2 separate regions of the Homo sapiens genome follow, and region 1 is linked to region 2. A link is an interaction called in ENCODE POLR2A ChIA-PET data of the cell type or tissue named here. Cell type or tissue: IMR-90. All regions are shown on one strand. Links, peaks and the distances in the headings refer to the core of each region. The heading gives the core; the rest is flanking DNA. Region 1 has its middle 160 kb from the start of TMEM72. Region 2 has its middle 220 kb from the start of TMEM72.

Region 1 (15,735 bases), core at 4,094-12,093, 57 kb after region 2:
AAAACCATTCACTTTTTAATACAGTAGCTTTGTTTTTAGTAATTTGTCTTAAGAAAGATTATTATTACAGACATAGATACGTATTTGTAAGGATATTTTTATCATATAATTGATTATAGTGTAAAAGTATCGGCCGGGCGCAGTGACACATGCCTGTAACCCTAACACTTTGGGAGGCTGAGGCGGGCGGATTGCCTGAGCTCAGGAGTTGGAGACCAGCCTGGGCAACATGGTGAAATCCCAAATAATACAAAAAAAAATAGCCGGGGGCAGCAGCGGGTGCACCTGTAGTCCTAGCTATTCCAGAGGCTGAGGCAGGAGAATGGCTTGAACCCAGGAGGCGGAAGTGGCAGTGAGCAGAGATCACGCCATTGCACTCCACCCTGGGCGACAAAGCGAGACTCCGTCTCCAAAAAAAAAGAGGCGTGGGGGCTCACACCTGTAATCCCAGCACTGGCCAACATGGTGAAACTAAGTTTCTACTAAAAATACAAAAATTAGTCGGGCGTGGTGGCAGGTGCCTGTAATCCCAGCTACTCGGGAGGCTGAGACAGGCGAATCGCTTGAACCTGGGAGGTGGAGGTTGCATTGAGCAGAGATCCAACCACTGCACTCCAGCCTGGGCAACTGCAAGTGAGACTCTGTCTCAAAAAACAAAACAAAACAAACAAAAACAAACAGAAATTATCCATTTAAATTTGTCAACAAGGCTAGGCGCGGTGGCTCACGCCTGTAATCCCAGCACTTTGGGAGGCCGAGGCGGGCGGATCACGAGGTCAGGAGATCGAGACCATCCTGGCTAACACAGTGAAACCCCGTCTCCACTAAAAATACAAAAACTTAGGTGTGGTGGCGGGCGCCCGTAGTCCCAGCTACTTGGGAGGCTGAGGCAGGAGAATGGCGTGAACCCGGGAGGCGGAGCTTGCAGTGAGCCGAGATCATGCCACTGCACTCCAGCCTGGATGACGGAGCGAGACTCCGTCTAAAAAAAAAAAATTGTCAATGAAAAGAGTCAAACTCTGTGAGAAGAGATTTATTCTGAGACAGATGAGTGACCAAGGCCTGTGACACAGTTCTCAGGAGGTCCTGAGAACATGTGCCCAAGGTGGTTGGGGTGCAGCTTGGTTTTATACACTTTAGAGAGACATGAGACTTCAATCAAATACAAATATATTTAAGAAATACATTGGTTTGATCCAGAAAGGCAGGAAAACTCAAAGATCAAGGGGGCTGTGGGGTGGGTGCTTCCAGCTTATGGGTAGATTTTAAAATTTTCTGGTTGACAGTTGGTTGAGTTTATCTAAAGCCCTGGGATCAATAGAAAGGAGTGTTTGGGTTAAGATAAGAGGTTGTAGAAACCAAAGTTCTTATTTGCAGATGAAGCCTCCAGGTAGCAGGCTTCAAAGAGAATTGGTTGTTACATGTTTCTTATCAGACTTGAAGTCTGTGTTGATGTTAATGCCAGGGAGGTGTAATGAGGCATGTCTGACTCCCACTTCCCGTCATGGTCTGAAACAGTCTCGCAGGTTAAATTTAAAAGAGCCCTGGCTGAGAAGGAAGTCCATTTAGATGGCTGGGAGTCCTTAGAATTTTATTTTGGTTTAGAAATTTTAAACAGTAGTGGAATAAGTAATGAAATCTATAATAGAATACTTTATGAAACATAATGAAATGTTAAACAGCCCTTAAAGATCATATTCTCAATAAAAACTTAAGTTTAAAAATATAGTAAGGCATAAACTAACATAAAAAATAGGCTGGGTGTGGTGGCTTATGCCTGTGATTCCCAGCACTTTGGGAGGCGGAGGCAGGCACATCACCTGAGGTCAGTAGTTCGAGACCAGCCTGACCAACATAGTGAAACCCCATCTCTACTACAAATACAAAAATTAGCCAGGCGTGGTGTCATACACCTGTAATCCCAGCTACTCGGGAGGCTGAGGCAGGAAAATCGCTTGAACCTGAGAGACGGGGGTTGCAGTGAACCAAGATCATGCCACTGCATTCCAGCCTGGGTGACAGAAGGAGACCCTGTCTCAAAAGAAAAAAAAAAAAAAAGCATAAAAAATAGCACCAACAAAATGTATGAAGTCAATATAGTTTCCTGGATAATATTATCACAAATTTTTATATCCCTTACTTTTTTCTGCATTTTACGAAACAAGAATATATCAATTTAAGGAACAGAACCACAAAGCACATAAGAAAAAGGAGACAGAAGCATGTTTTGAGATGAACCATCTACTATTTACCAAAGAGTTAATTTAAGCATGAATATGTTCCCAAAACTGTAATAAAATACATATTATATACACAAATTATGATTCTGGTGTTAACTATTTACTTCCTTAAAACATTAACAAAGCACTGAGCTAAAGAGGCCCCAGGGAGTATCTGAATTCCAGTCTGGTTCCAGGTCCCCCTCTTCTTATGCATCAATTCTCTTTCTGATTACAACCCACCCAGTGCACAAAGAATCATGAACTGATCTCTTCTTTAAATCAGAGCTGTACAACCAATTAAGAAAGCTTCAGACTGCTACTGCGCAAACCCTCCATTCTCAAAATAAATACTGCATTTCTCAACCATAAATATATATGGGAAGAAAAGTATCCTTTAATATCCAACAGCAGAATTTTTCCCAGGGACAGATTGTGTTACTGAGGAATACACTTTAGTGGATGTGTTTTGAGAGGTAAGCATTTGACAAAGAAACAAGCAGTGATTGCCTACGGTGGGGAAGCACATTAAATCCCTGGATGGCTGCATCTGAATATGGTTGCAGGCAGAGAGTTTAGACAGATTGGTCCATGTAATGAACAAGGCTCTTTGGAGCCAAAAGCAACCAACAAGGGACACAGATAAGGAGGTCTTGGAGACCAAGCACAGTATTTAGAGTATCAGTATAGTGGGCAGCAGAGCCTAGGAGACCACTCAAAACTTCTCAGAGAAAAATGTCTGCAGGACTGCTAATAACAGGGAAGTCTAGTGTTCAAGTTTCCATTGCTCAATGTGCTTTTGTCTGCTGTAATCTTTACTATCGCCCCTCCTTTGGTAAAGTCACTTCACATACAGCCTGGATGTGGTGGCACTGGGGAAATAAAAGTATTTTATTGGTGCAGGATTTTTCTCAGCCCCTTCATTGGATTCGCAACAGGGTGCCCCATTTACTCAGCCCACCGCACTTAACCACTTGCAGGAGGAAGCATGTAAAGCGAGTGAGTGCAAGATCCAGCCAGCTGCTCCAGGCACCAGTGGAAACAAGCTCCATGCAGGGCCCACGGCCGCACCCAGGTGGGGGTGCCTGTGACCCCAAAGCCCCAGAGAGAGTGTTGCAGTGCTCTCTTAGCTCCTCCATCTGCAGATGGCTGTGTGTTAACAGCTTAGTTGGCCCGTTGCCTCATTGCACCAGGGGGCTTCCCTCTGCCAGTGAGAGCAAAGGGCCGATGTGACAGCCTTTTGTGTACCCGCCCTCAGTGGGTCCTGAGCTCTTGTCCAGCATCCAAGAAGAATGAGGTCATGCAGACACCTGAAGGATGGTGAAGGTAGATAATTTTATTAAATGATGGAAATGGCTTTCAGCAAAGAGGGGAGCTGGAAAGGGGATGGGAAGGGCAGATTGTCTTCCCCAAAGTCAGGTCTCTTCTCCCTGAAGTCCGACTGTCTTTTCCCTGAAGTAAAGCCATCTCTCTTCCCCAAAGTGAGGCCATCTCTCCTCTCTATCTACTGAGTCTGGGGTCTTTATAGGCACAGGATGGGGGCAGGGTGGGCTGTAGGTAGTTTTGGAAAAGGCAACATTTGACTGGTAAAAAGACATTATTCAGAAAGAACCAATCAGGAGAGAGCAGGCAAACAAAAATAGAAGTTCTCACTTTGGGCTATGGGTTTCAGGCTACTTTTGCTTGAAGATGGGGTTTCACTGGGGACCCACCCATGTCTGCCTAGAATTCCTTTGCCTCCTGCCTCTATGAACATGATGTGAGAAAAGGAGAACAGAGGCTGGAACTCAGGGCCAGTTGTGAGAGAGGAGGTAGAGTAGCCCTGAATACCTTGAGATGTTGAAATAGACATAAATGGTGTGTGGGAGCCCAGGGTGAGTGAGTTTTACTTAAGAATGGAGAGTGGGGTTACTTTGGTAGCTGAAAAACTTGGTTTTGCCCAGTAGCTAGTATCTGGGTTGTCTTCCCAGATATAGTTTTTTTTTTTTATTAAATTATGTTCACTCACTCAGGAGATATATGTTTTAAGAACACGACTACAAAACCCATGAAGCCACCACTTAGGTTAAGAAATAGAACATTATGAGTACCTTAGAAGCCCCCAGTGTGCCAGTGGTATCCCTTTTCCCAACAAGGCATAAGCACTATCTTGACTTGTGTATTAATCATTTCTTCACTTTTCTGTATTGTATCTTTAAATAACATATTATCCAGGTGTGAAAACTGAGTAGCAACCTCTGGCCAGCTATTTAAGGACACATGGCCCCCAGCAGCTGAAGGCTCTTAGGAAGAGCTAAGATGAACAGTTTCCACTCAGTGAATGACTGCTCTTCCCCTAAGCATTCACTGGAATGCCTCTCGGGACAGACTCCTCCGGCTATGGTCATGGACCGCGTCCTTGACCATCTGAGAGAAGTGCAATAGTCGGAAATGCAGGAGCCACAGCTCTTCTGATTGTAAATGCGCTGAGAGGACATTCCACAAAACTGTCCAAGTGGGGCCAGCCTTTAATCCAGGCTGAGGTCCTAGGAACCGAGGCTGAGGCTGGGCTACTGTTCACTGTGGATGTGAGGCCAAGGAAGCCACAAGAGAGAACGGGGATCTGGAAAGGAAAGAGGCTGCCTGAAAGGAAGTGGCTCCACAGGAGACCTCAAGGCAGGGTGGCACAGGGCAGGGTTCCACAGCAGCTAACGGAACAAGTGTGGCAACATGGACATGTAAGCACATGATTTACTACTTAGACTGACTGAGCAGAGTCCACAGAATGGAATGTCCAGGCACCTTTAAACAAAACTGGAGGCCCCTGCCTGCTCTCCTTCCCATCCAAGATGGTCGGTGTGGTCTTACTACTCACCTTGTTTCCTAGGCCCGTATTTAGTTCCCTCCAAAATGTCATAATAGTAAATGGGCTAATGTGTTGCCTTTCCATGATATTTTATGGCAATAGGTGGAGTTAAGCTGACTTATCTGCTTCACGTTTTTGCTTCACAGCAGAGGTCTCTTCATTTGATTCTCTTTTATGTGTCTACTTCTTTATAAATACTGTGAAATGTGAGACCTATATTTTTATAGTACTTTTTCTCTATATGCAATGCAATTCTTGAAATATTTGGATTATTAACAAATTTTTAATTGTTTTCTAATAACTGTATTTGTGCTTTCTTTCCCCCAATTTTTCTGCTTTCTCTGGTTTTAATTGGCCATTTTATATAATTCCATTTTATATCCTCTCAGTGTGTGAATTATAATTCTATTTTTTATTTTATAGTAATTGCCATAGGTTTTCCAATATTCATCTATATCTAATCTAAGTTTACCTTCAGATCACACTATAGAGCTTCATATGCAGTGCAAGTACCAGAATATTTCTAATTTCTCCCTCCCACAAGTTATCACATTACTGCCATTCATTGGTCACTGCCAAGGGCTGGAGGGAGGGGTGACAGCTAATGGATATGGGGTATCTAAATATTTTGTAATTATTAATAGATAGTGGTAATTTGTTAATATCCAAATATTTCAAGAATCACATTGCATATAGATAAAAAAGTAATATAAAAATATAGGTCTCACATTTTACAGTATTTTAGAAACAAGTCAATAACCTGGTTTCATGTGAATACACAAAAAACCTCTGAATCACACACTTTAAATGGTTAAATTTTGTAGTGAATTATATCTCAATAAAGGTATTATTAACAAAAGCTCACATATTGTATGATCCTGTGTATATAATATTTTGAAATGACATTATAGAAATGGAAAACAAATGAGTGGTTCCCAGGTATTATGAATGGGGGGAGGGAAAGGGGACACAGGTGGGTGTGGTTATAAAAGGGCCACAAGGTGATCTTCGTGGTGCCAGAGATGTCCAGGAGTTTCTGTGACAGTGGATACATGTGATTACAAATGTAATAAAATTAGATACAACTAAGTACATCCACAAATGAGCACAAGGAAAACTGGAGACATTTGAATAAAATCAGTGGGTCGTATCAATGTCAATAACCTGATTGTGACATTATACTATAATTTTGCAAGTGGTCACCACTGGGGGAAACTGTGGGGGTACATGGGATCTCTCTGTTATTTCTAACAACTGAGTGTGAATTTACAATTATCTTAAAATAAAATTTTAATTTAAAAAAGGTATAAATCAACCAAGATGTCCTAGGTGAATAGATAAATATGCTGTGGTACGTTTATATGATGGGCTATTATTGAGGACTAAAAAGAAATGAGCTATCCAGCCACAAAAGACATGGAAGAAGTGTAAAGGCATATTATGAAGTGAAAGTAGACAATCTGAAAAGGCTTCATACACTATGATTCCAACTATCTGACATTCTGGAAAAGGCAAAACCATAGAGGCACTAAAAAGATCAGGTACTGCCAGGGCTGGGCAGACAAAAGGATGACTAGGTAGAGCATATGGGATTTAGGGAAATAAAACTATCCTGGTATATTCATACTATAGTGGTAGATAAATCACATTCTGTGTTGTTAAAACCCATAGAATGTACACCAGTGAAGTCTAATGGACTCTGGGTGACAATGGTGCATTGATGTTGGTTCACCAATTGTCATGAGTGAGCCCTCTGGAAGAGAATGCTGATGGTGAGGGAGGCTGGAGGGTTGCCGGGGGTAATGTGTGTGGGAACTCTCTGTACTTGCCAGTCAACTTTGCTGTGAAGCTAAAACTACTCTAAAAAATAAATGCTATTAATTTTTTTAAGCAAAGAGTGAAAAGCAGTCCACCCAGTTTCTTTTTCTTTCTTTCTTTCTTTCTTTCTTTCTTTCTTTCTTTCTTTCTTTCTTTCTTTCTTTCTCTCTCTCTCTCTTTCTTTCTTTCATGAACACTACCATAGTGGAAGCTACCTTACTCATGCTTGAGTCAACCTGCTGAATTGATTAATGTTTCCCATTCTCTCTTCAAATATATTGAACAACGTATACGGCAATGCAGAAAACTTGGGACTAGAAAACCATTCATTAGCATGTGTACAAATTTCTGCACCTTCCAGAAGAGTTTGCCTCAATTATATGTTATTATGTGATAATCAAGTATTATTAAATTGATATACCAGTATGAAAAGAGAGCTGTTGAATATAATGAAATTAAGCTGGATATTTTGGAAGAACTCTATACAGCCAAGTTTTAAGGAAATTCTTCTCAAATTGGGAATGAGAGAAACAACAGCAAAGTATTGAAAAAAGTTTATTTCAAAAACTTCAGCAAAATTCTGTACCTACATTGCTTTGCAAGAGTTCTGCTTTAAATAATTGCACATTATTATAGGTATGGTTTATGCAAGAAAGATGATGCAGCACAACTTGGTCTCATTTACCTGTCTGAAGTTGAAAGAAAATGGTTATGGTTAACATGTTAAACTTTATAATTTCAGCATTACCTCTGTATTCTGATGAGACAGCCCTAGTCATGATAACTGTGAGAATTTGTGCTTGACATTTTCTACATGGTTCAGGTACATGGGGGTCTAATTGTGCTGAAATGCAGATGTGCCATACCCACAGATGATGCCTTTAGAACTCTGTCAACCTGTGTCGAACCCTTCTGAGGAGAATCTGAACAATGTCATCTGAACCTTGGGTAATTCGCAGTCTATAAATTCCAGACCATTTTCAATGTAGGGCCCTCATTACAAGACAGGGCATCAGGCCTCAAAAACATCTGTGAGTCAGGTCCTGTGGGCTTTGCCACTGTCTCCAGCACACAATTCAAAGATGAGATGATATATGCCTATGTAGACACAGAAGGGGCAGTCATGGAGGGACAAGAAAGGCTTTTTTCATGGCTTTGTAACACTATTGAAGTTTTTTTTTAACAAAATCTACCTACAGGTTTCAGAGCCATGGAAACATGATCCATGGTTCCTTTCGATGTTCTTTTCATTGTGCTTTCCAAGGACTATTGACATTTCATCCATAACAGCAGGGTATGTTTTTAATGGGTTGGTAGAAAACATACTTATCCAAATATAGGCCTCGTGGTATATTTGTCATGCAACTTGGCCTTGCAGTTGGAGTTGAAAGCTGCTGCTGTCAAAGGAAATATTTGGGTGACTCAGCCAAGAAAGCAGTTTATTGGTTTTGGCAGCAGACAATAGGTGAATATTTCATGGAGGAGAGAGGTTTTAATAGTTGTTTATACAATCTGCCCAGCCATGGCCAAGGTTGTTTAGATTGGTGAATTGAACAATATTTCATTCCTCATGAGCCTGCTGACTTCTGTTGATGGGTTGATGATGCCACTATTTGCTTTACATGATTGGGGTAAATTTCTCACTTCACCAATATAGTCTCCAGCTCCCTGGAGGAGCAACATCTAGGGTTTGGGGCATCTGTGCTAGACAAGCTCCTTTAGTCCTCTGCCAATTTGGCAGGAGCCTACAGAAAATTCCTGCTGCACCTTTTTAATGATTGTGGAAGTCTACATAGCTCAGTGACTCTGGTTAGAGTGCATTTTATCACAAGAGCTTGCCTGTGTGTGTGAGTAGATTACAGCATGTCGGCTACCCACTTTCCCAGGGAGGCTGGATGCACTGGATATGCACAGTAAGGACACCCTGGTCTACGGTGCTGGGAAGGTCAGATAAATTGGTATGACATGTCAGAAGCCATAGCATTTACAATTATAGTATGCAAAACATGCTCACACACACACAGACACAGAAATGAGTCAATGGGTCTGAGAAGCCATGGGGTATATTTTAAAGGGCATTTCCTTAAAACACAGACGGTCAGGATTCTACTATCAATATTTACCACCTTTGTGACTTTGAGTAGCTCCCTGTGTAGGAAGGAACCTCAGTTTCCAGCGTATGTTAGGGGGTTTGGAGAGTTGGCTTTTAAGCCATCATCCAGATTTGACATTCTATGATGAAAAGAAAAACTCTGAAGCAAAGTGCTTTGATCATAGGACTAAGAAGAGTAAGATTTAGATGGAGAAGACTTTAGTGAAATATCAGAGGACAACAGGCATTTGTGTTCTACAGAATGAGCATAGGCTGAGGAGAAGGAACCAGCCCCACCTTTGCTGGCCATATGGCCAAGTGCAGGTCTGGGTCAATGAAACCAGAACAACAATGCCTGCCTCACCTGGACACAGGGGACTGGTGGAGCTCGAGTGAAGACACACTCTGTAGAGGAGAAAACACTGTACATATGTGAGAGGAATGTATCTGCGTATTTGCAGCACTAAAATGGCTTGCCCAGTGCAGTCCATGGTGATTCATGTACCTTTTACCATCTTTTTTAAAATTATTATTATACATTAAGTTCTGGGATTCATGTGCAGAACGTGCAGATTTGTTACATAGGTATACATATGCCATTGTGGTTTGCTGCACCCATCAACCCGTCATCTAGGTTTTAAGCCCTGCATGCATTAGGTATCTGTCTTAATGCTCTCCCTCCCCTTGCCCCCCACCCCCTGACAGGTCCCAGTCTGTGATGTTCCCCTCCCTGTGTCCATGTGTTCTTATTGTTCAACTCCCACTTATGAGTGAGAACATGCGGTGTTTGCTTTTCTGTTCCTGTGTTAGTTTGCTGAGAATAATAGTTTTCAGCTTCATCTACGTCCCTGCAAAAGACATGAATTCATTCTTTTTTATGGCTGCATAGTATTCCATGGTGTATATGTACCAAATTTACAAGAAAAAAACAAACAACCCCATCAAAAAGTGGGCAAAGGATATGAACAGACACTTCTCAAAAGAAGACATTTATGCAGCCAATAAACATATGAAAAAAAGCTCATCATCACTGGTCATTAGAGATATGCAAATCAAAACCACAATGAGATACAATCTCACACCAATTACTATGGCAATCATTAAAAAGTCAGGAAACAACAGATGCTGGAGAGGATGTGGAGAAATAGGAACCCTTTTACACTGTTGGTGGGAGTGTAAATTAGTTCAACCATTGTGGAAGACAGTGTGCGATTCCTCAAGGATCTAGAACCAGAAATACTATTTGACCCAGCAATCCTATTACTGGGTATATACCCAAAGAATTATAAATCATTCTGCTATGAAGACACATGCACATGTATGTTTATTGCAGCACTATTTACAATAGTGAAGACTTGGAACCAACCCAAATGCCCATCAATGATACACTGGATAAAGAAAATTTGGCACATATACCATCTTTTTCTTTTTATTTCTTTGAAACAGAGTCTCGCTCTATTGCCCAGGCCGGAGGGCAGTGGCCCAATCTTGGCTCACTGCAACCTCCACCTCCTGGGTTCAAGCAATTCTCCCACCTCAGCCCTCCTGAGTAGCTGGGATTATAGGTGCACGCCACCACCAAGCCTGGCTAATTTTTGTAGTTTTAGTAGAAACAGGGTTTCACCACGTTGGCCAGGCTGATCTCAAATTCCTGACCTCAGGTGATATGCCTGCCTTGGCCTCTGACAGTACTGGGACTACAGGTGTGAGCCACTGCACCTGACCCTATTACCATCTTTATTGGGGGTCATTATATGGAATACTGGCACTTCTAATAATAATAATCTAATTATCTTCTAGGAACGATTTTCTAATAATAATTCTCTTCCTGTAATACTGGTACTTCTAATAGCTCCATTTATTGTTGCCTGACATGTGCTAAGCACCTGCCAAGCATTAAAGTTCATTATTTCATTTAATCCTCACAAGCCAACAAAGAATGTATCATCTACCGCATTTTGCATTTGAGGAAATGAAGACTTAGGAAGGCTAAGATACTTATGTAAGGTTTTTCCCCTAACTGGACTCAGCAGCTTAACTCCCACATGGGTCTTTACGAAGCTCATGAAGCTGAACATATTCTCCGTATTGAAAAGAGTGACTCCAGAGTAAGAAAAGCATTCATACTCTTGGATTAGGCTCCTTTTCATTGCTTCCCATATCATTTTAATAGCGGATCCCATTTTCTCAGGACCCCACAGTTATTGAAGTTTTGTGAAGAACTGCTACGAGGCCGTCTCTCCCTCACCTTCCCTTCTCCTCTATCTCCCCAACTCTTCCCATCCTCCCTCACCTCCCGTCTCCTCCCATCCCCCCTCACCTCCCCACTGCCCCCAATCTCTCCTCTCACCTCCCATCTCCCCCTCGGCCCCCGTCTCCCGAGACACCTCTGGCAATGGTGCGTGGGCTGTGGACAGGTGGTGCAGGGCAGGGGAGCCCTGAATTAGTTTGACTCTCATTTGCTCTCCAGAGCAACCCTGTGACATGAGCAGGGTACAATTTTTAATCCTATTTTTAGGAATGGAAAATTGGAATTCAGAGAGTTTTCTTTTGATATCTCATTTCTCCCTCCTGAACGGAGTCAGCTCCCGCCAATTTTTGTTCTGTGGGAAACAGCTTTGTCTTGCGGGTGTGGAAGAATAAGTCATCCAATGGTCCCCGCTGACTCACCCACTGCGCCCACTGCAGTCACTCCCAGGGACCCTTTAGAGGGGGAAAATGCAATTTTGTAATGAGCCAGATTAATTTAGTGATTTCCATTATTCATTTTCAGTTTAGATTAGTCATTCCCATTATTCATTTTCAAAACATCCTAGAGCTCTGGACTTTTCCTGAACTTACAGTGTAAATTTCAGCTCTGAAGACAGTTGTCTAAGTGGTCAAGATAGGAGGAAGTCAATCCTTCTCTGTCTCAAGCACTGGCTTGCCCTGTAAGTACCTGCCTACGAAGGGTCGCCTGGCTGCACCCTTGCTCACCTGAGTGACTTGGCTCCCTGTGTAGGCACCCCCTGTACACACTCTATGACACTGCCATGTGCCATACACACACACACACATACATGTGTTTGGAAGACTACTTGACCATGAGTTCAACAATATTTTCAATCATAATCATGTTTTTTGTATATGTGCATGCATGTGTATGTGTGGGGTGTGTGTGTGTGTATATATATATGTGTGTGTATGTGTGTGTGTATTACAACCATGGCACCCTTGCATACATCCACATAAGCCACACACACAGGTAAGGTTTGAACTGCTGAACTAAGTCTTGGCAGAACACCTTGTCATCTCCCTATCTCCCCTGTGTCTCTTCTCACTTCGCCATCTCTCCCATCCCCTTCTCACCTCCCCATTTCTCCCATCCCCCTCTCACCTCCCCATCTCCCCAATCCCACTCACCTCCCATCTCCCTATCCCCTCCATCCCCATCTCTCCCATCCCCTTCTCACCTCCTCATCTCCCCCCATTCCCTCTCACCTCCCATCTCTCCCATCCCCTCTAACCTCCATCTTTCCCGTTTCTCCTCTCACCCTCATCTCTCCCGTCCCCCCTCAACTCCCATCTCTCCCATCCCCCTCTCACCTCCATCTCCCCCATTTCTCCTCTCACCCCCATGTCCCCCATCCTCCTTTCACCCCCATCTCCCCCACCCCCCGTCACCTCCATCTCTCCCATCCCCCTCTCACTCCCATTTCCCCATCCCCTCTCACCTCCCATCTCTCCCATCCCCTCAACTCCATCTCTCCCATCTCCCCTAAGCTCCATCTTTCCCGTTTCTCCTCTCACCCCCCATCTCTCCCAACCCCCTCTCACCTCCATCTCCCCCATCCCCCTCTCACCTCCATCTCCCCCATCCCCCTCTCACCTCCTTCTCCTCCTGTCTCTCCTCTCACCTCCACATCTCCCCTCCCCATCTCCCCTCATCCCCCTCTCACCTTCCTGTCTTCCCTGGAGGCTGCCATGAGACTGTTTCTTGTCCTCTCCCTAGTTCTGATGAAGTGGGAGGCCTTAGCCCCCACCCCCTCAGGGCACAGCTGCAGCCTGGAAGCCCTCAGCTGTAGTCTGGGCCTGGCTCCTCAGCCAAGGAATCTGGTCATTCAGGCTGCTGTCATCTGATCACTTCTGTCTCAGTGTCTCCTGGGTTAGGCACAAGGAACTGACACCTTTGGCTGCTCTTCCTTCTGCTGTTCATGCGAGTAATGAGCAGTCTTTACCTGAAAACAATTCCTTGTCCTTAGGGGTTAAATCTGCCAGGCCTTGGTCCTGGCCTTTGCCTGGTGCTTGTCAATGTGTATGTGCATGTGTGTGTATGTGTGTGTGGGTGTGTGTGCATGTGTATACGTGTGTGTGCATGTGTATATATGTGTGTATGTGTGTGTGCATATGTATATGTGTGTGTACGTGTGTGTGTGTGTGTATGTTTTAAACAAAAAAGAGACAGTCTCACACCCCATCCCGTCCCCCTGCCCAGTCCTTTTTCTTAAGGCTGTCGTCTTTAGCTTTTTCTGTGCTTAGTGTATCTCTTCATAAATCTAAGAACATGAAAATATTTCCATGCCTCGTTCCCCAGCTCCAGGCCAGTGCCTACGAGGTGTGTGAGGACTCAGCTCCCTGAACACAGCACTCCTGACTCTCCCGGCGCAAGCCTTTTCCAAAATGTCACAGCTTATTTATCAGCCACTTACGTAGTGCTCACGATTGCAAGCCCTATCTGAGAACTTTACAAATGTTAACTCATTTCATCTTCGTAACAACCTCGAGGTAGATGCTATTGCTAATTATCCTTTATAGATGAGGAGGAAAAGCAACAGAGAGCTTAATTAAGTTGCTCAAGGCAATGAAGCAAGTAGGTGCCAGGGCTGGGATTTGAACCCACGCTGGCTGGCACCAGAGTATGGGCTTGGAACCACTCACCTACAGATGATCTCTTCCTTGTTCTATGGTTTTATTCGTTAATTTAAAGGACATATGGCTACCTCCACTCCTTGTATTTTCATTAGGTTTCCCTCATGAAAGATGAAAATATTTCTCTCTCTCATTTCTACCTTTTGCCTTCTGTCAGTTTTACTTTTTGTTGTGGTTTTAACAATCTTAGTCTGTTTTGCAATCATAATTATGTCTTCCATACTTTCTCTATGGTTGGATTCAAAATTTTAAAAGTTAAGTAATAATATTAACATTGTTATGACTGAAAATATTGTACATTTCATGGTAAAGTAGTCTGCCAGAATTATATCTCTGTATGGGTGCATGATATAATCCCTGGATGACAAATGTTCATAGTGTTCAGATAAAATATATTGTTTTCTCATTCTGCATCAATTGCTTAAAATAAGGTGTTGCTTTTATTTGGGCCACTGTTTTCAGCACTTTCTTGGAGTTTTAATTGCCTTTCTTGTTGCTATTGTCAAAAAAAAATACTGTGCCTTCAATACATCCTCGAGTTCCTCCAAAACCTCAATATAACAGCAATGGCATGAAATGCTGTTTTTCCCCCCGAGATTTCCTTCTTGGAGTCTTCTGATTCGCTGCTACAATCTCAAAGGTTGTTCTCTTGATAAGCTGCAGAGCTGTCATCCTCAGATTTACTTACAGCCTCTCTGGGTTTGACTTCCTGTTTTCAGGATCTCGTTTCTTTTTATGTTTCTGGCTACTTACTTTCTTGGAGTATCCTCCAGTGGCGCTGGCCACCAAGGGTGTCTTCAGTCCTCTCAGTATGGAGCTGCGGTTCAGATGCCTCCTCTGGATCCCCTGTTGCTCTGCACAATTGACAGTATTTACTTTTTTCCTCCAATGAGTTGCTCTTCCACCTTTATCAGAAGTCAGCTGGGCATATTTGTGTGAGTCTATTTCTGAATTCTCTATTCTGTTCCATTTGTCTATTTCAGAGTGCGTCCTCACTCACAGTCTCCATCAGTCCTTCATGTTAGGCTGAAATCAGTGCTGTGATTTCAATTGCACAGACATAGACAGCAAGGCTGAAAGGGCTTCAGTGACGTGCACTTCACCACACGGCCAGTCTTGACACACAGCAAGTCAACAGGGCATATTTTGTTCCTCATTCCCATGCTCATCCCATGTTCATTCTGCAGCATGCAAATGTCAGTTGTCCTCTGATATTTCAATAACTCTTTCTTTAATAATGAACACACAATGTTAACAGCTAGAACAGAAGATACAAGGAGACAGGATAACATCCCACAGTCAACTTTGAATGCTGAACTGTGCATAATTGCAGATAGCATTTGCTACAGAGAGTTTGAACAGCAGCAGACACAAAATTCTCATTCTAATTGCTGGTGTGCATAGACCCAAAGCACATTCTGATATTTTGACCAATTCGGAGACATCGGCATGCTCATTTTAATGAAACTGGTGTCTAGAATTCTGTTGCTATAAGTGGGCAATAAGTGGTATGGAGGGACAAGACAAAGTGCTCAGCCCAACATCCTTTCCCAGCTTCCATAGAGAAGCCCTAGAAGCCAAGGGCTCCAGCAAGCATGGGAGTGCCATGCAAGTCAGCTCTTTCAGCAGTGATCAATACTGACGACGCAGGCAGCTGGAAGGAAGAGCTCCTCTGGCTGAGGTTTATTTTCTTCTGTTATCTCCCTTGGTAAAGTCTAAAAACAAAACACAGGCTAGTTTCACTGTAGGGAAGAAGAGAGAATACATGAGAGTATTTTCCTTTTAATCACTCAATTTCAGTGGCAGTTGGCGCAAATTATACTTTTCCTTTGATTAATGTTATTTTCCATTTG
Region 2 (15,735 bases), core at 4,170-12,169:
CCCCCACGCTTCTTCGTCCACTTTTTGCTTTATTGGAATGAAGGTCTGGGGTTGCCACATCTTTTATGCCCCAAATGTCATCAACGTGTGTGTGTGTCACGGGGTGCCAGGGAGGGATAGCCACATGACTTAAGGTATATATTGTAACTTAATGATTCTGTGCTATTCTATTTAGTAAACTGAATGATACATTTATGCTAGTGTTTATTTTCTCATTATCTCTAATATTTGAGGCATACCATCTTAATAGTATCACTGCAATTCTTAATCTCCTTAATAAATTACAGTTAGATTCTATTCCAAATTTACTATTTTTTAGCACATTGTTTTCAAGACTTCAATAGTACCACTGGTTAATAAAATGACAAATGATATTGTTACAGGATATAGAAAATATTTCGTAGTGTAACAGTGAATGTTTAAATAAAAACACCAATATCCCTACAGTCTCTCACAGAAGTTCTGGGAAGTGATGTCCTGAAAGAGAATGACGGGAATTTCTGTTTATCAGCTGAAGCCCCTATGCTATGAAATAACAAAGTAAAAAGATAGTCCTGTGTTTGGCCCTATGTTAACACCCCTATGTTAGAAATTATTTATTTTTTGATGTTCATTAAGACTTTGGGGTTCTCGGTACTTTCAATGTTATACATAAACTGTAGCTTTATTAATATTTTTAGTAACATTGTTTCAAATTGGCCTAGTGATTGGACTGAATAAGAGTTTTCTTTTATAAAAATTTTATAAAGTGTTTCAGGCTTGCAAAACATGTAAAGATTAACAAAAATAAACATTTATATATTAATCATTCAGGTTAAAAAATAAAACTGCTATTATTATTGAGTCCTTTTGTGAAAACATCCTTGTCTTCTCCCAGAGGTGACTGCTGCTCTGAATATAGCATTTATCCTTCATTTTATTCTTTTACATTTTACCGCATATGTGTATTTGTCTCCAGAATGTATAATCTTGTTTCGTATATTTTTAAACAGAATCATTCTATACATACATTTTTGCAACCTGCTTTTATTACTCCCTAGAATGATTATGAGATTTATGGTTGTTGATAATCATAGATCTAAATCATTTGTTTTCATTGCTGGGAACCATTGTATTTAAGAGTCCACCAAAATTTAATTATAATTTATCTTGTTGATGTGCCAGTCTTTTTTGTTTCAATTAAATATGTATACAGATGTTTTTCCAAGTTATGTAAACAGCAGAGGAATTGGTAAGCTGACAGCCATGAGTTAGCTTTCTCATTTATTAGATATTGCCATATTGTTTTCCAAATTGTTATAATCGTTTATAGTTCTATATTAGGGTGTGACTGTTCCCTTCTACACTTATTTGCCAATACTTGGCATTGTCAGGCTTTGAAATATTTTTGTCATTCTTATAGGTGTGAAATGGTGGGTTTTTAAAATAAACAATGCTATTCTTTACATTCAAGTGAAACTCCCATCTGGGGACTAAAGAATTTTACCATAACAAACTTTGTAATAAAGTTAGTTTGGTGCTTTCTTACATGACATGATAGAAAAAATATTCCCTATTTTAGAAAAAACCTTAAGCTCTGTTATAATGCTACTTGCACAATAATCCAATATGTTCTACCTAAAAAATAAATATTATCCATTTTATGTTGAGTAACAAAACTTGTATATTTTTAAATATTTTAATTCTCTGAATATTTTATTCTCTGCTGGTGATCTAAGAGCTTAGAAAAGTAAGCCCTATAGTAAAACAGAAAAGCTGCATTTATCTTAAGAAAGGAAGAGAAAAAGCAGTTTATTTTCCCTCATGGGAGTCCTTTCCCAATCATTGCCATTTCAGACCTGCTCATAGATGGCTTTATGGTAAAGTGGCCTTTTCTTTCCACCCTCTTTTCTTAAAGCACCGGGAAAGGACAGATCAATGGCAAATACCCAATAAAAAACACACAATGCTTTAGTACACCTCATCTTGCCTAACCTAGGGCAAAGAAAAGGGAATAGAAGTAGGTAAATACCCTTGAAAAGGATTCCCACAGAATGTTCCTTTATATAAAGTTCAACACTGCAGTTTGTGATTCATGAGAAACCGCCTGCTACACCCACAAAAGGATGGAGGAATTGCAGTAGGATTGGTCTGGAAGGCATTAGCCACCCCTGGTGGATGCCACTACCATAGGCAGGGAGAGGGCCTCCTTTCAGGAGTGCTGAGGAGGGTCCTGGGCGTACCTGGAGGGAGTGTTTGACACTGTCCCACAGTTTCTGAATCTCTGTCCATGTTTCTTCTGTATTTTTCTCTTCACTTTTTACATCAGATAATTTCTATTTACCAATCATGAAGTTCACTTCAAATATTCTTTTGAAACCATTTAGTGAGTTTCTCATGTCAGCTACTAGAATTTCCATTTGCTTCTTTTTTCTTTTTCCATAATTTATACTTTTACAGAGATACCCTGTTTAAAGAGTTTGTGAATTTTCATGTCAGTTATTAGAATTTCCACTTGCTTCTTTTTTATAATTTGTCTTTCTTTATGGAGATGTCAAATTTATACAGTTATTATTATCATATTTTCCATTAATTATGTAAACATAAATTTATTTTGTCTTTTATCATATAGCAGCTGAAAGTCTGCCTGCCCAAAGCAATATGGGGGACCACTTGGAGTCAGTTGCTAATGACTGCTTTTGTTTTTTTTTTAATTTTTCCTCAGCATGGGACACACTTTCTTGTTTTTTCACATCTTATAATTTTGTTGTTGTTGAAAATTGGAGCTTTTACATAATATATTGTAGCAATTCTGGATTCTGAAAGTTTTTGGTCTGAGAGTTTTCCGTTTTTTTTTTTTTTTGTTTATTATTAATTACTTGCCTGGACTTACCTATAGATCCGACTCCTTGACAATGTGTGACCAATGATGGCTTCCTATGGGTTGCCTGAATAACTTAAGGATCAGCAATGATTAAGAAGAGACTGTGCTCAAATGCCTAGAGACATGTAGAGTGTAACGCTTCCAACCTCTGTACATGGGTCTGTGGGTGGGAAGGGCAGCACATTCAAAGCTCAGGCAGTTCTCAGGCTTTTGCCCCAGTTTTTACATCCTCCTGGACCCTCTAGGGTCTCCCATGTGCATGCATAGTTTTCTAGTCTTTCAAGGATGTGTATAGAGCTTATCTAACCCTTCTATGACTCTCTAATTTTTAAGGTATTCCCCTTAAATTTCAGGCTGGTTTGACACTCATTGCAACCAAGAGTAACAACCTTAGGCTAGCAGAGTTACAAGTTTTCCCCCACTTTTTTCCTAGTTAGTTTTCTAATTTTACCGAAAACACCATCAGCCATGAGTTTTCACCCTCTACTCCAAATTTAGTGAGCTGCCTCTGGCAGCGAAATTGCTGGTTTCCATGGCCAACCCTACCCTGGTAAAACTGCTGCAACTGAGCTAGGGGTAGAGGGAATGGGAGCAGACCCTGGCAAGCAGCCTCAGACTCCCACTCGGTTTTTTGGTTTGTTTGTTTTGTTTTTTTCCAGACAGAGTCTTGCTCTGTTGCCCAGGCTGGAGTGCAGTGTCACGATCTCAGCTCACTGCAACCTCCACCTCCCAGGTTCAAGTGATTATCCTGCCTCAGCCTCCTGAGTAGCTGGGATTACAGGCACCCACCACCAGGTCTGGCTAATTTGTGTATTTTTAGTAGAGACGGGGTTTCACCATGTTGGTCAGGCTGATCTCGAACTCTTGACCTCAAGCAATCCACCGCCTCGGCCTCCTAAAGTGCTGGGATTACAGGTGTGAGCCATTGCATCCAACCCTCCCACCACTTTTAGCAGAAGTTCCAGCACATCTTCATTTAAAAATATCTTTCCATTTGTTTTTTGCTTTGGTCACCCTCCAGAGGCCTGAAATGTTTGTTTCTGACAATTTTGTTCAGTTGTAAACTTGGTTTTGGGGGCAAAACATTTGCCATTCTCTTTGCCATAGCAAGAAGTCTCACCTGTTTTCAATTACAACATAGGCAAATTTACTAAATTTCCCTTGATGGCTTGTAACTTCGTGGTTTTCTAAAAGAAATCCTTCCCCCTCTACCTCAGGTGTTAAATATAGTCACCCATATTTTCTTCCAAATTGAAACTACTTTTAAACAAATTATTTAAGTTTTAATCCACTTGGAAGTGACTACTGCATACAGCATGACGTGGGTTCTAGTTTTATTTCTTCCTTACGGATAAGTCATTCTGTGTTTGTGTATAAAATTCTGGACCAAATTGGCATGGTCTCTATTTTGCTAAATTCTTTAGAAGTCTTACAAACCCACAGCCAATATCATACTGAATGGGCAAAAACTGGAAGCATTCCCTTTGAAAACTGGCACAAGACAGGGATGCCCTCTCTCACCACTCCTATTCAACACAGTGTTGGAAGTTCTGGCCAGGGCAATCAGGCAGGAGAAGGAAATAAAGGGTATTCAATTAGGAAAAGAGGAAGTCAAATTGTCCCTGTTTGCAGATGATATGATTGTATATCTAGAAAACCCCATTGTCTCAGCCCAAAATCTCCTTAAGCTGATAGGCAACTTCAGCAAAGTCTCAGGATACAAAATCAATGTACAAAAATCACAAGCATTCTTATACACCAATAACAGACAAACAGAGAGCCAAATCATGAGTGAACTCCCATTTACAATTGCTTCAAAGAAAATAAAATACCTAGGAATCCAACTTACAAGGGACGTGAAGGACCTCTTCAAGGAGAAATACAAACCACTGCTCAATGAAATAAAAGAGGATACAAACAAATGGAAGAACATTCCATGCTCATGGGTAGGAAGAATAAATATCGTGAAAATGGCCATACTGCCTTAGGTCATTTATAGATTTAATGCCATCCCCATCAAGCTACCAATGACTTTCGTCACGGAACTGGAAAAAACTACTTTAAATTTCACATGGAACCAAAAAAGAGCCCACATTGCCAAGTCAATCCTAAGCCAAAAGAACAAAGCTGGAGGCATCATGCTACCTGACTTCAAACTATACTACAAGGCTACAGTAACCAAAACAGCATGATACTGGTACCAAAACAGAGATATAGACCAATGGAACAGAACAGAGGCCTCAGAAATAATGCCACATATCTACAACCATCTGATCTTTGACAAACCTGACAACAACAAGAAATGGGGAAATGATTCCCTATTTCATAAATGGTGCTGGGAAAACTGGCTAGCCATATGTAGAAAGCTGAAACTGGATCCCTTCCTTACACCTTATACAAAAATTAATTCAAAATGGATTAAAGACTTAAATGTTAGACCTAAAACCATAAAAACCCTAGAAGAAAACCTAGGCATTAGCATTCAGGACATAGGCATGGGCAAGGACTTCATGTCTAAAGCACCAAAAGCAATGGCAACAAAAGCCAAAATTGACAAATGGGATCTAATTAAACTAAAGAGCTTATGCACAGCAAAAGAAACTACCATCAGAGTGAACAGGCAACCTACAGAATAGGAGAAAATTTTTGCAATCTACTCATCTGACAAAGGGCTAATATCCAGAATCTACAATGAACTCAAACAAATTTACAAGAAAAAAACAAACAACCCTATCAAAAAGTGGGCAAAGGATACGAACAGATACTTCTCAAAAGAAGACATTTATGCAGCCAACAGACATATGAAAAAATTCTCATCATCACTGGCCATCAGAGAAATGCAAATCAAAACCACAATGAGATACCATCTCACCCCAGTTAGAATGGCGATCATTGAAAAGTCAGGAAACAAAAAGTGCTGGAGAGGATGTGGAGAAATAGGAACACTTTTACACTGTTGGTGGGACTGTAAACTAGTTCAACCATTGTGGAAGTCAGTGTGGCGATTCCTCAGGGATCTAGAACTAGAAATACCATGGGGCTGACCCAGCAATCCCATTACTGGGTATATACCCAAAGGATTATAAATCATGCTGCTATAAAGACACATGCACACGTATGTTTATTGCGGCACTATTCCCAATAGCAAAGACTTGGAACCAACCCAAATGTCCAACAATGATAGACTGGATTAAGAAAATGTGGCACATATACACTATGGAATACTATGCAGCCATAAAAAATGATGGGTTCATGTCCTTTGTAGGGACATGGATGAAGCTGGAAACCATCATTCTCAGCAAACTATTGCAAGGACAGAAAACCAAACACCGCATGTTCTCACTCATAGGTGGGAATTGAACAATGAGAACACATAGACACAGAAACGGGAACATCACACACTGGGGCCTGTTGTGGGGTGGGAGCAGGGGGGAGGGATAGCATTAGGAGATATACCTAATGTTAAATGACGAGTTAATGGGTGCAGCACACCAACATGGCACATGTATACATATGTCACTAACCTGCACGTTGTGCACATGTACCCTAAAATTTAAAGTATAATTAAAAAAAAGAAGTCTTTATTTTTGGTAAAGTACATTTTTTACTTTATTCTCTTCACTATATGCTCTTGTCTATAAATTTCAGAAGGAGCTTATCAAATCTGTAATAAATTCTGTTTGGGCTTTTTAACAAAATTGCATTAAATCTCAGATTAATCTATATTTTCATAATTAATATATTTAAAGTATTTTTAAATTTTTATTTTATCTTTTAATTGACAATAATTGCACATGTTCATGGGGTACATAATGATGTTTTAATACATAATAATGTACAGTTGTTAGATCAGGGTAATTAACATACGTATCATCTCAAACCTTTATCATTTCTTTGTGCTAGGAACATCACTATCCTCTTTCTAGCTATTTGAAGCTTTATAGTGTACTATTGATAAGTCTAGTCATCCTACAGTGGTATAAAACACTAGAACGTATTCCTCTTACATAACTGTATTTTTGTATCATTTAATAAATCTCTCCCTGTCTCCCTCTCCTTCCCAGCCTCTAGTATGCTCTGTTCTACTTTTTGCTTCTATGAAATCTACTTTTTTTAACTGCCACATCTGAGTGAGAACATGCGAAGTTTAATTTTTTTGTTCCTGGTTTTTTTTTACCCAACATAATGTCCTCCCATTCCATCCATGTTGCCTCAAATGTCAGGATTTTATTTTTAATGGCTGAATAGTATTCCATAGTGTATATACATCTCATTTTCTTTATCAATTCATCTGTTGTTGGACACCTAGGTTGATTCCATATCTTGACTATTGTGAATAATGAGGCAATAAACTTGGGGGTGCAGATGCCTCTCAGATATAACGATTTCCCTCCTTCAGATAAATTCTCAGTAGTGGGATTGCTGGATCATGTGGTAGTTCTATTTGTAGTTTTTTGAAGGACTTCCATACTGTTTTCTGTGGTAGGGGCTGTATGAGTTTAGGCTCCCACCAGTAGTGTATAGGGGTCCCCTTTCTCTGTATTCTCACCAGCATTTGTTATTTTTTGTGTTTTTGATAATAGCCATTTTGGGGTAACTATTGTAAGTGGGATTACCCTCTTGATTTCTTTTTCATGAAAGAAATTGTTATTTGGGTATGGAAATGATACTGATTTTTGTACGTTAATGTTGTGTCCTGCAACTTTACTGAATTCGTTTATGAGTCCTTAGAGTTTTTCGGTAGTCTTTAGGCTTTTCAATATGTAAGATTATGTTATCTGCAAACAGGGACATTTTGACTTCTCCTTTTTCATTTATTTATTTATCTTGACTAATTGCTCTGGCTTTAACTTTTATATCAGTGTTATAAAATCCTATCTATACAGCTAATTTAGATTGATAGCTTATCAGTATCTAGTTTGTATAAGAAAAGGACATTAATGAAATTCATCAAACTTTGATAACAATACTGTCTCTGTGTGGGATTTTGCATGATGCATTTTTTAACATTTATTTTTGTGCTTTTAAGTTTATTTTAGTTTTATTTTTACAATGGGTACATGTCAGAGTTATTTTTTTAAGATATTTGTTAATTTTTAAAATGCATTCAAAGGAAAGCAGCTTAGGAGGTAGACCAAATCAGTTTTGGTATCTTCTATAATGTGGACAAACTACACACATGTGGTCATGTCTCTTCCAATGCGGCAATTTTCCCAACCAATAAAGTAGGTAGTTTGGTGGCTCTGGTGAGTCATAAATTTTCTAATGAAAAATAATTGGATTCAAATACTGATTCTCCCACTTACTCTATTTTCTTTTACTCTTTTAATCTTCAGTTTCTTAATAACATAGGACTAATAATCTCTAACCCCATTTATTGTTTATTGCCACATTACTCACAATAGTCAAGATATGTATTTTTGTCAATTTTAATGAAATAAAATATGTCAGCTTTATTCTACTTAATTTAAAACCTCAATTCCACAGCCTGTGGAAGTCAAATCCCTCCCCACAATTTCTGCCAATGCCATAAATACAAACTGTTATGCTGCTACATTCAGTTCCCATTATGCTATCTCTGTTTTGTCGCTACATCAATCAATCCAGAAACAAAATTGCATTTACTTATGAGTTTTCAAGCAATTGAGCCATAATTAATTTTATGAAGATTTAGGAGTCTCAGAGTGCACTGTCTTCTGTCATTTTTGTTTATTTCCTAGGCTCTAAACCCTGTTTACCTCCAAACCAGTAGGATTGGCCCCAGAGCTCAACAGTATTTTGGTGCCTGCAAAAAAAAAAAAAAAGCTGAAAACAAAAAAACAAATAAAATGGAAAACAAACAAACAAAAACCCTCTATTGCCTGAATTTACCCTAATGGGAAGGAGGTTGACATTACAAAATTGGGGATATGTGTGTGTGTGTGAGAGATTGGAGAGAGGTTGACATGACAAAATTGTGTGTGTGTGTGATTGGAAGGAGGTTGACATTATAAAATTTTTGTTTGTTTTGTTTGTGTGTGTGTGTTTGTGTGTGTGAAATCTAGCACAGTGAGTATTTAGACACTAGCTTAGTAAGTGTTCCCTTTCTTTCTCATTGGGTCATCACCTTGTAGCAGAAGTGATTTCAAGAGCCCACCCCACAGAGATACCTCTTAGATTAGTTTCAAAGGCCGTGTCCTGGCCCTCTTTCTCTTCTCATACATCTCATTTTTATCTTGCTGGGGGCAGCTAGTGGAAATAACTTAGTTTTGCAGAAGCATAAACACATTCCCTGGTCATGCTCTGTTTCCTTTCAGCCATCTTCCTCGGTCCCAGCTCACACTCACAGAAACTGGAGAGTAAAGTGAAAACAGAATTCAGGGTTTACAAAACCTAACTACATTTTTGGAGACAGTGTTTTGTGGTCTTTGCCTTGCCAGACCATCTGTTAGCCATTAGCCTCCATTCAAATGAAGTCGTCATGTTTTCTTCCTAATGAAGCACTGTGGGCCGAACAAAGCTTTGCGGGTTTCGTCATTCTAAATAGGCTTGCTCACCACAGAGGACATCCCTCAGCGGGTGTCAATGTTAACAGTCCCCAGGTTCACTTAGAATCCCCTTCTGTGGCTTCACAGAGACCCAGGCCCTGGATGCATCGCAGATCCTCTTCTTTGACTACATGTAATGACTGAGCTCTACAATGGTCCGACTGACAACCAAGAGCTACCAACTCTTTCTGGAAAAAATAAAATTAGAAAACTATCCCTGCTCCTGGCTTCAAGTTACAAAACAACTACTTTCTATAAGGCTATTTAATGAGTGTGTACTGGGTCCCAACTGCTGTAAAGCATTGTTTATAATATTTATAGCAGACTAATAAGATTGTATTATTAGAGCCCTTTACAGCTGAGGAAACAGAATCTCTGAAATTTTGAAAAATGTGCTGAAAAGTGCATGGTTAATAAGTGACAGAGCTAAGATTCCACACCACCAAAGCTTGCTCTCTGACCACTTCCCATGTTCCCTGCTGTGGACACGTTGTAAACAAGTAAGCACTTTGCCTGCCCTTTCTAATGGAAGGGATATGCTGGACCCAAACTCACAGAGCAAATCAGTGGGCTTGTTTGGACTCAAGCCCACAGCCTTTTGATGAATGCTGAACTGAAGCCTTAAGTAGGAGATGGTTATTTTCTGCATTTGTTTAGCAGGTTTGGAAAGCAACTGGATTTGGTTTCAAACCTCAGCATTTACGAGCTGTTTGATTTTGGATAAGTCACTTTGCCTGAGTGTCAGAATTCTCACTTGTAAAATGAGAATAAAAATGAGAACTCTAGGTACTTACCTGATCGTTCTCAGGATCCAGCTTCTCCCCCATTAAGATGACAGGCACTCCCTGACTGCAAGGAAGCCAGCTATGTTTGAGATCAAATGAAATAACATGGGTCAAAAGTCTTGGTAAAACAGCCGGGTGTAGTGGCTCACACCTGTAATCCTAGCACTTTGGGAGGCCAAGGTGGGTGGATCACTTGAGGTCAGGAGTTCGAAACCAGCCTGGCCAACATGGTGAAACCCTGTCTCTACTAAAAACACAAAAAAGTTAGCCAGGCATGGTGGCCGGGCATCCCAGCTACTCGGGAGGCTGAGGCAGGAGAATCGCTTGAGCCTGGGAGGCGGAGGTTGCAGTGAGCAGAGATCACACCACTGCACTCCAGCCTGGGCAACAGAGTGAGACTCTGTCTAAAAATAATTAAATAAAATAAAAGTATTGGCAAAATGCTGGGAATGGTTTTGTGGTTTTATGTGATGAACCATAGGAATTGCTGTCTGACACTTAGCCATAAGAAACCATAATTTTTGTATAATTGCCTATGTCCAGTTGAATCTGGGAGATCCCTTAGTCTTGGTCATTTTGTTGGTAAGATCACTCTATCCTCCCTGGCATTGTTTGGGGATGGACCTCTACTTTCTGGTCAACCATTCATTCCTCTGCCATAGAGATGCTCATGTCTGGTTCTCCGGTGTAGATCCCCTTCACTGGTCACCTGCCAGGCCAGCCTCAGTGGCTGCTCTCTTAACAACACTGCAGGGCTCAGTGTCCAGACATCTAAGTTCCTGGCCCTGATATTTTGAACTGGCAGTCCCTTTGTCCTTCATCTTTTGGAGTCCAACTCCCTCCCATGGTTTGCCACATCTATCTTTTATCCTTGAAGCACAAAATCTTTCATTTTTTCCACTTTTGAGACCATTCAGACACATTCTTTTGGGTAAGCAGCCACTGATCCAAATGCTTACACAGATCGAACAGAAAATGTAACGGACTGAAACCGCAGGGTGGGAGCACATGGAGCTTGCCTGCAGAACCAGCGAGAAGTTGGATGTTTGGGGAGGCATCCAGCCTTGGAAGCAGCTCGTCTATTTCTTGGGGGAATGTGGCCCCATGTTCCCACATCTTCCAAGTGCAAAAACTGCTAACTTGGATTGGGGAAAAGGAGTCCAGGACCTGAATTCAAAGCCTCACTGAACATCCCATGGGAAGAAGAGGAAAATTAACTTTCACTCTTTCATTACTTAAGACCCTGCATTCAAAAGGAAAAAAAATTCAACCCAAACAATAAAAAGATATTTAAAAACATCAATTGCATATGGCAATTCATTTTCTTACAAAGATTGTTTGGGGTAGAAAGAAAATTATTTTCCTGAGCTTTCACTAGTTCTTATACCCAGTAACTGTGTGAGAGGGGAGCTCTGGGGCCCAGTCACTGTTACTGCCTATCACTTCTGCCAGGAAAGAGAGATCCAGAGGAGGCGGGCGTGCAGGTACTGGCAGGCTTCCCTCCATGAGAGCCCTGGGGTGAACACTCTCTCTGTGTGATGTTCAAGGGCTACCTGCATATGCAGGCAGAGGTGTCTTCACCAGAAGTACCTGTCTCTGCTGCACATCTAGATTCCCAGCATGGAACATTCTAGTATATGGATAAACTACTGTAGGTGTTCTTTTTTTTGTTTTCATCTACCTTGATGATTCTAATGAGCAAGTGTTGCAGAATTATTATTTTATGATAAGGCTGTCTGATCCAATGTCTCTCTCGTACATGCCCTGCCTCAGGCTTAAAATTGACACTTCTTCTTTCTGCAGGTATACAGGAAAGGGAATAGAGTTAGGGGCCAGTAGAGTTGAGTTTTGTCCTGGTTCTGTCACTAACCGGTTGTGTGATTTAGAGAGATGGCCTGAGTTCTCTGGGCCACGGTTTCCTCCCCTATAAAATAGCGACATTCATCCCTACTCTGTTTCCTTACAGCTCAGGGCTCCTGGGAGAATACAGTGGGATGCTCGGTATAAAAAAGGAGAGGACTGAGTCAAAGAGACTCCCATCCAGACAGCAGGAAGCTGTTGACAAACTTTGTCTGCCCTGCACTGTCCTGTAGGTGGAATGGTTGCTCCCTCCTCGGATTCCTGTCTCCACCTGAACAATAAAGGAGTTACCTAGATGAACCCTGCGTAACTCCTTCCAGCTCGTACATTTCATGACCCCAAGATTCCCAGCCCAATGTCCAGGCTGCCTAGGAAAGGCTGGAGTAGGCAGGTCTGGGGGAATAGATCAGGGGAATAGAGGTGGCTGTGATGCAGAGTGGGGGGTGAGGTAACGGGAGGCACCCCAAGTGCCTTCATGAATGGGGTGCTTCACATATACTTACTCATTTCATCACCAGACAACACAAGGAGGTCAACAGTAACATTATTACTCTACAGAGGGGGAAACAGACTCAGGAACATGCTGCTGCTGAGGGGTGCTGAGGGAATTGAACCCAGGTTAGTCTGACAGTAAAGCCGCCAGTGCTCTTCACCTGGGGGCAATCTTGCCCCCAAGGAAACATGTGTTCATGTCTGGAGACCTTTTTGGTTGTCACAATGGGGAATTTGGGTGCTGCTAGAAAGTAGTGGGTAAAGACCATGGATGATGCTAACTATCCTGCAATGCACAGGCAAGACCTCCTGCAACAAATAATTATCTTGCCTAGATGCCAATAGTGCCAAGGCTGCAAAACCCTGAAGGAAGTCCAGAGAAAGGTTCTAGATAGCTGGGCTGCCCTTAACTGTGCCCAGCACCTGTCTCCCCATCTCCCACCCCCATTCTGAGCTAGATTTGCATCAGTTAGCTACAGAAAAGGCACATTGTTTCCCATTGATAACAGAAGATGTAACTTGACTTGAGAAAAGCCAACAAAGTTGTACATTTGTATGAAATTAAAGGCAGGAGAAGTCATACATGAGCTCAGGTTGGTGGCTTAGAAGAGACTCTTTACAGAGCCAGCCCCAGGGGAGGAGGCAGGAGGAAGTATGGTAGGAGCCGGGTTACCTGCCTACCACTTCCACAGGGATGGTTTTGCTGTGTGCAAACTTCTCCTGAAGTCCTGTTCCTGTTCCTCTCTTTCCACCATTTTTCTGAAGACAGCTCTTTGCACAAACCAGGAACATGTGCAGTTGCCCAGTATGAGCCCCAGGGAGACCCCTTTCTGTTCTATTCTGATGCATTTGCTTTCCTGGGGTAAGACCTGTTTCCCATTCCTCCATTGAGCCTTTAAAGGATTCCTCTCATTGGACAAGGATTTACCAACTTACCAGCTCAGGGCTTTTCTAACTTCCTTTGTGACTTATTTGACAAACTGGTTATTTTGAGAGTGTGCTGTTTAATCCTACATGTTATAAAATTTCCCAAATTTCCTTCTCTTGTTGATTTCTAATTTTATTTCACTACAGTCTGAGAGAATGCTTTGCATGATCTCAATTTTTTTAACTTATCGAGGCTGATTTTATGGCTCCACATGCAGGAGAATGGTCCATGAGAGCTTGAGAAGAAAGTGTATTCTGCTCTCATCAGGTAGAGGGTTTTATACATGTCTGCAGGACCTAGTTGTTTTATAGTTGTTCAAGTCTTCTGTACCCTTGTTTATCATCACTAGTTGTTCTATTCATTATTCAAAGTGGGATATTAAAGTTTCAAATTATTATGGTTGAATTTTTTATTTTTCCATAAATTCTGCCGAGTTTTGCTTCATGTATTTTGTAGATCTTTTGTTGGGTGTGTATATATTTATATTATATGTATCTTCCTGAGGGATTGAACTTTTGTCAGTATCCCTGCCATGCTGTATCTCTAGTAACTTTTTAATTTTAAGGTCTATCCTCTCTGATATTATTATAACCACTCTGGCTCTTTCATGTTTGCTATTTGCATTCTACATACTCTTCTATCCTTTTACTTTAACTTGTTTGTATTATTGAATCTAAGTGCCTCTCTGTAGACAGCATATACTTGTGTCTTGGTTTAATTTTTTTAATCCAGTGTCAAAATCTCTTCCTTTTTGTTGGATTGTTTAATCCATTCATATTTAATATTGTATTAGTGATATGGTTGGATTTACCTCTGCCATTTAGCTTTTCATTTTCTATATGTCACATGAATTGCTTCTTGACCTTTTGACTACCATCAAGTGTAGCATATGCCACATGATTTTTAAAGACCCCTGTTTTTCATTTACCACCTTCTTTTTGTAGTATCTATTATAACTAATTCCAATAATGAGATTTTATTATATCTTTCAGTTATTTTCTTAATAGTTGCTCTAGGGCCTACAATATACATCTTAACTTATCAGAGTCTGCTTCAAATATGTATTAGCTTAATTCCAGTAATATATAAAAGTTGTATTCATATGTAGCCACATCCCCCTCCGCTACTATTTTTGGTTATGATTACTGCACATCTAACATCTATACAGGTAACAAACACAAAAATACACTGCCATAATTGTTACTTTATGTAATCTTATGTCTTTTAAATAAGCTGAAAGAAAACAAGGAGATAAAGTATACATTTAGAAAGTTTGTTTTATTAAATTTTAATTGCATTTTTGGCTCTCTTAAATTATTTCTGTGGATTTGAGTTACCATCTAGTATCGTTTCCTTTCTCCATACAGTTTTGCTCCCACTGTCTTCTTTGGGCTGTTACCATCAATATATTATAGGAAGAACTATATAAATTTATACATATTATTTGATGCAATTACTTTTAAAATCAGTTTTTAAAAAGGAAATATATCCTTATATTGTCTTTATATTTACCTTTATCAGCATTCATTTTTTAAAATGTGAAATTTATTTACTGTCTGGTGTCACTTATATTCAGTCTGAAGAATTACGCTTAAGAAAAGCCTGCTAGCAATGAATTATCTCACTTTTGGTTTATTGTAGAATGTCTATTTGGACATCATTTTTGAAAGATAGCTTTTGGTTTTGCTGGGTATAAGACAGAGGGAATTTTTGTTGTTTATGTTGTTTTTCCTTTAGACACTTTGAATATATCACCCCACTGTTTTCTGCTCTTTGTTATTTCTGATAAGAAGTCAGCTGTTAATCTTACTGGGGTACCTTTGTGCATGATGAGTCATTTTTCTCTTGATGCCTTTGAGGTTTTCTCTTCATATATGGCTTTCAGATTTCAACTATGATATGTCTGGGCAAATATATCTGCGTGTATCCAACTTTTTGTTTGTTGAACTTCTTAGATGTGCTGATTAATGTTTTCCACCAAACTTGAAAAGTTTTCAGCCATTATGTTTTTAATTTCTATAATTCTATTTCTCCTTTCCTTATGGTAATTTCATTACACATATATTGCTGTGCCTAATGGTGTCAGATTTATTTGAGACTCTGTTTTTCTTTATCCTTTTTCCTTTGTGTTCTTCAGATTGCATAATCTTTATTGCTCTATCTTCAAATTCACTTATTCCTGATTGTACCAGTTTAAAATGTACTGATGAGTTCCTCTCGTAAATTTCTCATTTCAATTATTTTATTTTTCAATTTCAGAAAGCCCATTTGATTCTTTTT

Evidence for each region. ChIA-PET counts read pairs that join two places held together with the same protein. Peaks named below come from ENCODE experiments on the same cell type or tissue, not always from the same donor. Only the 100,000 strongest peaks of a DNase experiment are listed, where the experiment ranks them.
Region 1: POLR2A ChIA-PET joins it to region 2 with 6 read pairs; 2 of 35 experiments call an interaction of 5 or more read pairs at or near these places.

The regions. Positions count from the first base shown.
Region 1 is chr10:44,744,692-44,760,426 of GRCh38, forward strand. No RefSeq gene overlaps it. Among named protein-coding and RNA genes, the nearest start is that of TMEM72, 160 kb to the right of the region's middle. RefSeq lists silencers at 8,516-8,716, 8,676-8,876. In IMR-90, for the core only: no CTCF peak of the experiment used is centred there; DNase peaks (open chromatin) are centred at 8,310 and 11,680.
Region 2 is chr10:44,687,422-44,703,156 of GRCh38, forward strand. No RefSeq gene overlaps it. Among named protein-coding and RNA genes, the nearest start is that of TMEM72, 220 kb to the right of the region's middle. In IMR-90, for the core only: no CTCF peak of the experiment used is centred there; no DNase peak of the experiment used is centred there; H3K27ac peaks cover 188 bases.